Regions from separate parts of the Homo sapiens genome. Here region 2 is linked to region 1. Evidence: chromatin contacts called from ENCODE Hi-C data. All regions are on one chromosome and are shown on one strand. Each heading gives the region's core, a stretch centred on a gene start or an enhancer-like site at or near the end of the contact. The rest is flanking DNA. Distances are from core to core; before and after follow the strand shown. Region 1 overlaps RC3H2 (ring finger and CCCH-type domains 2). Region 2 overlaps CRB2 (crumbs cell polarity complex component 2).

What was found. A loop is a pair of places that touch in the nucleus more often than their neighbours do. Pooled maps may share reads with other maps.
Region 2: a map of breast epithelium shows a loop between it and region 1 (14-fold over the local background). The contact joins two enhancer-like sites. A Hi-C loop is called at or near these places in 1 of 168 maps with a recorded cell type or tissue (breast epithelium) and 2 of 50 pooled maps.

The regions. Positions count from the first base shown.
Region 1 is chr9:122,898,607-122,903,720 of GRCh38, reverse strand. All of the region lies in intron 1 of RC3H2 (ring finger and CCCH-type domains 2), which reads left to right. Among named protein-coding and RNA genes, the nearest start is that of RC3H2, 4.2 kb to the left of the region's middle. Within about 2 kb of position 2,745, at least 7 of the 41 ENCODE cell types and tissues checked have a DNase peak (open chromatin) inside an H3K27ac peak, as active enhancers do.
Region 2 is chr9:123,373,094-123,378,207 of GRCh38, reverse strand. CRB2 (crumbs cell polarity complex component 2) reads right to left here. Exons shown (of 13, transcript NM_173689.7): 10 at 4,288-5,074; 11 at 3,513-3,629; 12 at 2,865-2,991; 13 at 1-1,370. The coding sequence ends at 1,146. Among named protein-coding and RNA genes, the nearest start is that of CRB2, 19 kb to the right of the region's middle. RefSeq lists enhancers at 1,268-1,885, 1,886-2,504. Within about 2 kb of position 2,352, at least 6 of the 41 ENCODE cell types and tissues checked have a DNase peak (open chromatin) inside an H3K27ac peak, as active enhancers do.

The DNA of each region.
Region 1 (5,114 bases), core at 1,496-3,995:
TGGAAAATTGCTAGGAGGACAGAATGTGAAACATATTCTAGTTACGTTTAGAAAAAGCAGATGTTATAATTCAAACAGGCACTTGTTCTATGAGGATTTAATTACACTCGTGTTCATTAGTGGATCCTTTGAGTTACCCCTGATCTGTTATTTCTGTTGTGGTAACCTGACATGTAAGAAGACTTACGTCCTTTGTTCATATATTTTTGTTAAATCATACTCTGCTTTTGTAATTTGCTGTCTTCCACTTTGAAAAAACCAAAAATTTGCATTTTGGCAAAGCATTCTTCTTTACACTCAGGATTTTATATTCAAAAGTTGAACTTCTACATTGTTTGCAATAGCTAAGAACGCTAAAAAAAACTTCATAACAAGGTTTTAGTAACTACTTACTGTTTAGTTTGTACCGTGTTGAAGTTTCACTTTTTAGTGATGGAAAAAGGAAGCATGGGTAAAATAAAGCTAGCTGAAAATTAAAAATAAGTTCATGTTTTGCATCCAGTCTCATGAATGTTATGATCAGCGTCTCTAATTTTACTAAAGCTTTAAGTGTAAGTGTGAGTTTTACCTCAATTTCCTGATAAAAGTTCTAAGTATTACTTTATAATTTAAATATTCTAGAGTTGCACTGTCCAGTACTAGCCAGTGGCCACATGTGACAGTTGAAGATTTGAAATGTGGCTTCTGTGAATTGAGATGTGCTTTAGGTGTAAAATACCAGATTTCAAAGACTTAGTACCAAGATTTTTTTTAATATCTCAGTAATTTTAATATTGACAACATGTTGAAATGATATTTTGTATAAACTGGGATAAATAAAATATATTACTAAAAATAATTTTAGCTATTTTAACTTTTTTTTTTTTTTTTTTGAGACAGTCTCTCTCTATCACCCATGCTGGAGTGCAGTGGCACCATTCGGGTTCACTGCAACCTCTGCTTCCAGGTTCAAGCAATTCTCATGCCTCAGACTCCTGAGTAGTTGGGATTACAGGAAGGCACCACTACACCAGGCTAATTTTTGTATTTTTAGTAGAGATGGGGTTTTGCCATGTTGACCAGGCTGGTCTGGAACTCATGACCTCAAGTGATCCACCCACCTCCCGCCTCCGCCTCCCAAAGTGCTGGGATTACAGGCGTGAGCCACCACGCCTAGCCTCTTTTAACCTTTTTTAATGTGACTACCAGAAAATTAAAAATTACTCGGATTATAATGGCTCACATATTTCTATCGGATATTACTGTTGTAGATCAGCATTACTCTTCCAAGAAATATGTTAGTGGAATAAAAGTAGATGTATAAAAACCCAAAACTTCCAGATAGATTATCCTGTTACAATCAGAATAATTAAAGAGCTAAGGACTTTGGTAATATGAAGGATGAAGTTATCCATTGGCTATGATTTGATAGGCAGAAGTAAGTTCTATCTCAAAGAAAGTATTTTTCTCGTCATCACTAATATTAGTTATACTTGTTAAAATAGAAAGTTGGCTGGGCGCGGTGGCTCACGCCTGTAATCCCAGCACTTTGGAAGGCTGAGGCGGGTGGATCACCTGAGGTCAGGAGTTCGAGACCAGCCTGACCAACATGGATAAACCCCATCTCTACTAAAATTACAAAAAATTAGCTGGGCCTGGTGGCGCATGCCTGTAATCCCAGCTACTCCGGAGGCTGAGGCAGGAGAATCGCTTGAACCCGGGAGACGGAGGTTGCAGTGAGCCGAGATCGCGCCATTGCACTACAGCCTGGGCAACAAGAGCGAAACTCCGTCTCAAAAAAAAAAAAAAAAAAGAAGTAGTTATCTCATTATTGCCCTATTAGAATGCATTGAGACTGGGCGCCGAGGCTCATGCCTGTAATCCCAGGACTTTGGGAGGCCAAGGTGGGCAGATCACGAGGTCAGGAGTTTGAGATCAGCCTGACCCACAGGTGAAACCCTGTCTCTACTAAAAATACAAAAATTAACCGGGCATGGTGGTGCGCACTTGTAATCCCAGCTACTCAGGAGGCTGAGGCAGGAGAATCGTATGAAACCGGGAGGCGGAGGTTGCAGTGAGCCGAAATCGCACCACCGCACTCCAGCCTAGGCAACAGAGTGAGACTCCTCCATCTCAAAAAAAAAAAAAAAAAAAAGAATGCATTGGAAGTTATATCTAATATTTATTTTAAAACAGTTCAACCACATAGTGTATTTAAGAAGTAAAATTTGAGTCATATATACTTCACACGTTAACGGCAAAATCACATATTATAGCAGTCTTTTAAATTGCAATTCAATTCCTTTTTCTCCAGTACTGAGTTTCTAGCTTACAGGTTGTTTCCATTGCTGTTTTGGTTTTTACTTGTCTTTTAGCTAGAGATCCAAATTGTGCTTATGCTTTAAATATCATTTTTTAAGAACAAAACTAATTATTTTTAAGTTTTCTAAACGGGGAAGTACTGTGACAGTCCATTTCAGTAGCTTATATTCCTCACATAGGTTAACAAGAATGAAAACAATGGTTTTAATTAGAAGAACTAAGCCCTAAGGTTTACATTTTTATTAAGAGAATTGTAAAATGATGTATACATATATGACAGTTAAAGAAGCATAAACTTTATTCTGGCATTTTAAAATCAGATGCCGTAGACCTGAACTGGCTGCATAATATGGTGGACTAATAAGAGAAAATGAAAGTATTTAGCTGGCTCTTAATAAAGCAGTTTGTAATTTGAATCATATAAGAGATGCCTATTGTGCTTCCTGTTTTATGTGTCAGCACTCATAGCAAGGAACTTACAGTCTGGAAAATTATTTGAGCGAAAAATTGTTTATGGTCCCACCTTTAATTTAGCATTTCTCACTCCTATGCTTTATCTTATTATCCTTTTTCAATTTTTGTAACTGGTAACTAAAATTAGTTAATACAAATAATTAGAATGTTTTTCTTAAGGAATCACTTTAGGTATCTTGAGTTGTAGGCCTTTTAGTCCATTTTATCTCAGTTTGAAATGTTTTGATTATTTGAGAAGAATACTTCAGTAGTAACTATAAATATTCATAGCAATTTAGACTTACATAGACTCAAATAAGTTGCATAAAATGTATTAGTATAGGTCTAGAAGTTTTGCAAATTAATATGTAGTCTTAGTGCTCCATGGTTCATTTATATGCTCTTTAAATTATAAAAACTATAGGATATTTACCATTTTTGGTAGTTACAAAAATATTTTCTAGGTAAATGTTTACAAAGTGCCTGTTTTGAAGGAATGAAGTTTCTTCTATGTTTTAGGTAAAATTTTATATTGATTTATCTTAATTAAGGAATCTAGGATTTACTGATAATATTACTGAAGAAAAACATATTTGGAAAATCAAAGCGTTTCTTACATCTGATCGTATAAGGGAAGTTTAGTTGATAATTTACTGTCAGAAAGCTAGACTCTGACACAGAGAAGAAAATTTGGTAGAGTTATTGCCAAAATTTTGGCAGTGTTTTACCTTTATATCTTAAAGGTATTAATTCAATTTGTGGTAGAAATTAAACTTCTCAGTATTAATTATGTTAAAACCTCTGATGTTTCTATGCTGAAACACACTAAGGACTATTGTAACATAAAACTATACTAAGGACTATTGTAACATAAAACTATTAAGTGTGCTCTGGTATAGTTTGAAACAGTTTAAAACTGTGTAGTAGGTGACAATATGAAAGATAGCATTTTTCTGTATGGTTGAAACTCCCCCACCCCAAGCCCCACACTTATGTGCTTTAATATAAAGCATTTCAGAAAGGCTTTGGAAAACTAAGGAAAAGGTATTTGCTCTTATTTTGTACTACCAGGTGGCCTGTGATACCCTAACCCACAGAATTAACATTTCCAAACAGGTGGCCATTATGAAAAACTACACGCAGTGTCCTGTTTTCATAAATATTTAATCAGTTCAAGTTATTAACTATATTAGGGCTTTCAGTAGATTTAAGATGAAATTCATTCTTCCTCAAAGGCCTTTTCTTGTATAACTCTGCAAACCAGAAAACTGGATGTTAAAAATGTTCAGTAGTTTTAGGGAGTGATATATTCATCTGCTCAGTGCTTATCTCTAAAGTTGGAAGGAAACTAATTGGTTTTTAGATTGATGGCATTAATAGATGTGGTAATTTGAGGATGAAAGTTGTAAAATTATAACTTGGAAGATTTGGTTACTTTAAAGATAACGATATTAGATAATTTGCATTAGAGCTGTTTGAGAAAGTTTGTATAGGGGTGCTTTTTACATAGCAAGCCCTGTAATTCATTTTTACCAAGATTTTTTTTAATCTCTGTTTTTGTGAATATAAAAGCGCAGGGCCGGGCGCGGTGGCTCACGCCTGCAATCCCAGCACTTTGGGAGGCTGAGGTGGGCAGATCACCTGAGGTCAGGAGTTCAAGACCAGCCTGGCCAACATGGAGAAACCCTGTCTCTACAAAAATTAGCCAGGCATGATGGTGGGTGCCGTCCCAGTTACTTGGGAGGCCAAGGCGGGAGAATCACTTGAACCTGGGAGGCAGAGGTTGCAGTGAGCCAAGATCACACCATTGCACTCCAGTCTGGGCGACAGAGGGAGACTCTGTCTCTGAAAAAAAAAAAAAAAAAAAAAAAAAAAACACAATAAAGGCTAATAGAATTTTTTTGTATGTTGGCATAATTGAGAATACTTTCTGTTATATATTTTTTCTCTTTGAATGTGACTACATTTTTAAACATCTAATTTCTGTGGAACTAATATATTTGGGTTGGTAAACATTCCTGTGAAATAAAGTATTAGTTGTTTGATTGCCCTAAATACCTAGATTTCTTGTTCACCAGAGAGCTTTTGTCAGACTTATGTTAAGTCTTGAATTGGAAGATAAAGAAATTCTGGGAAGTTTAGTGTGTTCAAATTAGTATCGTTTTGCTACTAAATCTTTTACTTTACTAAACTTATGGAACTTTTTTTTTTTTTTTTGAGATTAAGTTTCGCTCTTTTTGTCCAGGCTGGAGTGCGATGACGTGATCTCGGCTCACTGCAATCTCCGCCTTCCACATTCAAGTGATTCTCCTGCCTCAGCCTCCCTAGTAGCTGGAATTACAGGCATGTGCCACCACGTC
Region 2 (5,114 bases), core at 1,103-3,602, 470 kb before region 1:
GCCCCGACTCAGAGGCAGCGCCAGTGTTCACTGAGCCCCTGTACTCAGCAGACAACCCAGAGGGCTTCCTTCAAGTCCTCTCGCCGAGTCTGTGTAGAGGCAGCCAGTCATCAGGGGAAGGAGTGAGCTCACCAGGCTGCTAGGAAGGACCGGAGCTGGAGAACCAGAGGTGGTCAGGTGAGCTGGGGGGGTTCAGGGCAGGAGAAGGGTTGCTCTGTCATCCTCATCCCAGAAGGACACCCAGACGGTCCTTCCCATCAGACGGCAGTTGAAGACTTCCAGATTCTTTCCCCACTGTCGTCCTCTCTGATCCTCACAACAGCCCTGTGAGGTAGGCAGTGGGTGCCTTCCCCCTTTGACAAATGACCACAGCAGGGTGGGAAGCTCCAGGCAGCCCCTCCTCTGCTCCCTCGGGCTGCTCCGGCTGAGGGGGCGGGTGGGTCTGTGGTTCCCTCGCATGACTGGCTCTGGCTTCTGGCAGACAGACCTGCCTGAAGGGACATTTGTTCTAGGAGCCAGAAGCCCACTCAGCCTCTGCTAGTGGCCTTCCCTGACTTCCCAGCTGCCTCCACAGCAGGAGCAGCCCCCAGAGGCGGGGAAGGAGGTGCCTGGGCAACCCCGGCCTGGCCTCCTGGAGAACATGCAGCCTTGGGCCGCCCCTGCCCTAGGACTGTAATGGTTGACCCCATGGCGCAGCCGCCACCTCCTGGGATCAGCTACACCCATCACAGTCATAGACACACAGTAAACACGGCAGACACGCCCTGGAGCCATGTCAGGACACACTCACACTAGCATCTGCAGACTAACACAGGCCCAGGTACACACTCACACACACACTCCTCCAGATACACACACTCCTGAACACACTGTGAACCCACGTGTGCCCTCCCACGCACAGCCGTACACCTGCCAAGGCGGAACCCCGAGGGTGGGATGGAGAAGTCCGCAGCCTCTCTAGGCCTCTGTTTCCCTGAGTTGCTCCCCTCGTCCTCCATCCAGGATGGGGCAGAGGCAGAGGCAGAGGCTGCCAGCCAAGGGGACACTTCCGTAGCAATGTCCCGAGCCCTGGAAGCAGCTTCCTTGGGTCTCCAGGTAGAAACCATTCAGGACCTCCAGGTGCTGGTGCCAGCAGCCAGGCTGGCCTAGATGAGTCTCTCCTCCGGTGGCACCTTGAGGACACTGTCCATCTCCAGCCGGGCCCCAGCCACCTCCTGCTGGCTTGGGCTGTAGGTGCCCTCAGACTGGCGGCGCTTTCGGGCTGCCAGGATCCCTGAAAGGAGGCCCAGGAGGAGGAGGAGGAGGCAGGCACAGGCTGCAGGTACGGCCACCTCCAGCAGTGGGAATGGCAGCGGCAGGGGCAGGCCCTTCTGCAAGAGACACGACACCGAGGCCTAAGACCGCAGAGAAGGGGAGGACGCCGGGGCCCTCAGAGAGCAGAGAGCGCAGCACAAGGACCTACTCAGAGAAAATCAGAGCTGGGAGCAGGCTGCCCTGGGAGCAGTGAAGACCCAGCCCCAGGGGTATGCAGGCAAGTGCCAGGAAACCACCTGTCACAGCCACTGCTCGGGGAGGCCTATACAACAAAGGAGTTCTGGCTAGAAGGACAGAGATGGGCGTTTATTGAACACCCGGCAGGAGCTAAGCAGGGTGCATGGGTTTCACAGAAGCCTACGAGGGTCTCATGAGGCAGAGCAGGAGCAGGGGCAGGCTGAGCGGCCCCCTGCCACAATAGCAAGGTCAGAATCCACTGGGGCCCACCTGCGGGGGCAGGGTGGCAGGGGGGCCGAGGGGCTGTTATGACAGCTTGTCCCTGCGAGCCTCGGCCCAGGCTTCGGGGAGCCCAGCAAACCTCCCTGGTGTCTCCAGTCACAGGCTCCCAGGATTCCCCATCAAAGCCTCTACATGCCTGGGACTCTGTAGTCCCAGGATGCGAGGATTCCAGAGGCATGGGCTCTGGGACTCACCAGCCTCCCTCTGTACCTCCAGGCTTCCCAGCCCACTGTGACCTGGGTCCTAAAACTTGACAGGAAAGTTCCTCTGGTCCTGAGAGGGTCCTGCCAGCCTCCACCGTTGGACATTTTGAGGGAGGAGCTGTAAAGCCATTTCCTCCCCCTGCCCTGGGGAGGTGGCTGGGTAGGGAAGCCAGAGGCTGTAAAAGTTCAACTTGAAAGGAAACATTCCCCGTAAGCGGAGGGGATTTGTGGTTTATGACCCAGGCTGCCAGAAGCCTGTAGAGATCAAGGCTGCTCCCCAGACTTCCCTTCCAAGCCTCTCCTCGCCAGCACCCACTCCCCCCACCCCGCCCCAGGAAGGGGTGTGGCGGGGAGGTTCACAGCTCCAGCGCCTGCTGCCTTCGTCTGTCCAGGCTCCTCCTGGGCTGAGCCACCCGGGGTTGGGGCCAGCCTGCACAGCGGGCCGAGCCTGCTCCAGTGCGGACTCCCAGGCCCCCTGCCCCTCCGTGTCTTCCTACTCAGGACACTGGCTCAGAAACCCCTGGAGATGAGTCTCCTGGATTCACCAACCTAAATCCCAGAACACCAACATGGCCCTGAGTCCTGGTTGGATTGGCAGAGACCATCTGTCCTCACTGCCACTGCCCTGGGCACTCTGAGGAAGCCGCTGACCCAGCTAGGAGCTTTGTGCTCTTGTCAATAGACGGTGACAGCCCCCAAAGCTCTCCCTGCAGTGGAAATACCTCTTGTGTGGGGGGTGTGGAAGGGACCTGAGGCTCCTCTCACTGCCCCACCCCATGACAGAGTGGCCCAGGAACAGCCCCATGGTGCTGCGCTCTCTCCCCAGCAGCATCTCGCCAAGGGCCCAGCAGGCCACGTCCACGGCCCCTCACCCCTGACAACACTCACCGCCACTTCACAGAACTGGCCGGAGAATCTGGCATTGCAGATACATTCAGACACCCCTCCAGCTGCCCGGCAGGTGCCCCCATTCAAGCAGGGGTTGGCTTCACAGGGGAGAGTGGGGACCTGACACCTGGAGAGGGAGGGGGGCTGAGAAAGCGGCTTCCCCCATGGCTGCCTCTTGTGCTCCCAGCTGCTCTGCTGCCCATCCCCACTTCAGCAAGCATCAGAGCTTATCCATCCACTGTCCCCATGCGCTGCTCCTGCCCAGCTGGGCCCTGCCAGGTGACCACCTGAGCAGCCGTCACTGAGAAGGACTCTCATCCCATTAGGGTGACGGGAGCCTGTGTGAAGGCAGGTGCCCCAGACGCTGACGCCACTGTCTGCAGGGCCCAGAATCTGCACTTTTATGGTCTCCCACAGGCGGGCTGAGGCTGGGTTTCCAGAACTGCCACCAGGCAACCACTGCCCAGCAGCAGTCTGTATCACAGAGGATGGTCTTGCGAGTCATGGAAGGAAACTCAAGTGACAATGGTGACTGTGATACCAGGGAGGGGTGAGAAGGTGGGCGAGGACCCCCGCCCCACCCTGGCTGGAGGAACAGCCCTCCACATTCATTGGACCTCCTCACAGTTCCCAGGCCCCCAGACCCACCTCTGGCCAGCAAGACCCTCCAGGCAGCTGCAGTTGGCAGCGGGAGAGCCACCCTCACATGGGCTGCCATCGAGGCAGGTGACATTCAGGCTGCACTCCTTGGATGGGACAGGCAACCTGGGGAGAGAGCAGAGGCTGGAGTGGGTGCAGGACACCTGGGACCTGCCCTCCCCAGCGCTGTGACCGTGGGCCACCTGAGCTTGTGTTCTCATGTATGGAACTCAGGGCCTTCCTCTATTGGGCATGGGATTGAGGTCCCTGATGGGAGGGAAGGGACACAGGGTTGCACTCGCTTTCCAGAGTCTCAGAGGACTCAGGACAACAAAGTGTAAGGACTCTGAACAAAAGCAGCTCCTAAACACAACGCCTGGACATTCCTTGAGGGGAGAGGGAGGGGTCAGGCCACAGCCAGATCCCCTTCCACACGCTGGGCTCCCGGGAGAGCCACTGCCAGATGAATAAGGGAAGCGCCAAAGCCTGACCCCCTCCCTCCACCCCAACCAGCCACCAATAGGGATGAACCTCCGTGTAAGCGGCAGGCGGCTCCCAGCCCCAGACCACAGCGCTGTTTATCTGAAATTCCAGGCTAACTGGTTGTGTTTTGATCTGTATTTTATCAGGAAATTTATCAAATTAAACTGTCCTCCTCATGTCACAGATAAGGACATGAGGACCAGGGAAGGGAAGCGACTCATCCACAGACCTGGCAGACTTCTCTGCCCCACCATAGCCCCAGGGGGCATTCGCAGCCCACCCCCCTGCCCAGCCATCCCACCTGCAGCGCGGGCCCCCGAAGCCAGGCGGGCAGCGGCACTCGAAGCGGCCGTCGGGGTGCGTGTGACAGCGGCCACGGGCGCAGGGGGCGGAGTGACAGGGGTCGACGTGGGCTTCGCAGCGCGGGCCTTCCCACCCCGGGCCGCAGGCGCAGGCAAAGGCGTCGAAGAGGTCACGGCAGGCACCGTCGTGCAGACAGGGCGAGGGCGCACACACGGGCGCGCCGCGGCAGCCGAGGATCGGGGCCGGCGTCCCAGGCCAAGACGCGAAGTGCTCTCGGGCGCCAGGGGCCGCGCCGGGCCGGGGCCGCGCCAAGGGCAGGGGCAGGCCGCCCAGCGCCACGCGGCCCAAGCAGCCGGTGAAGTTCTCAGCCAGCAGGATGCGCACAGCACCCGGGCCCTGCAGGAAGCCCAGGTCACTGGCCAGGCCGCGCAGCGCCACCGGGGTGGCGGCACCATCCAGCCACAGCAGCCAGCGCGAGGTGGTGGCCGCCGGGCGCTCCATGGCCAGACGCACGCGGTGCCAGGCACCATCGGCCACGCGCGGCCCCGGTATGGGCAGCACAGCGCCGGGCAGGCCATGGCCTCCGCGCACGCCCCCCGCCAGCGAGCCATTGCGCACCGCCAGCCACACGCCTTCCAGGGCGCCCGCCGCGGCACGCAGCAGCCAGGCCTCGGAGTCGCGCGTGCGAAAGGCCAGCGACAGGCCGCCGAGCAAGCGCCCTGACGACGCGTTGTGCCCGCTGAACGCGGCGGGGGGACCCTCGCGGAACGTGGCCTCCGCCACACCTGCGGAGAGAAGGAGCCTCAGGGAATAGCCCACGGAGCC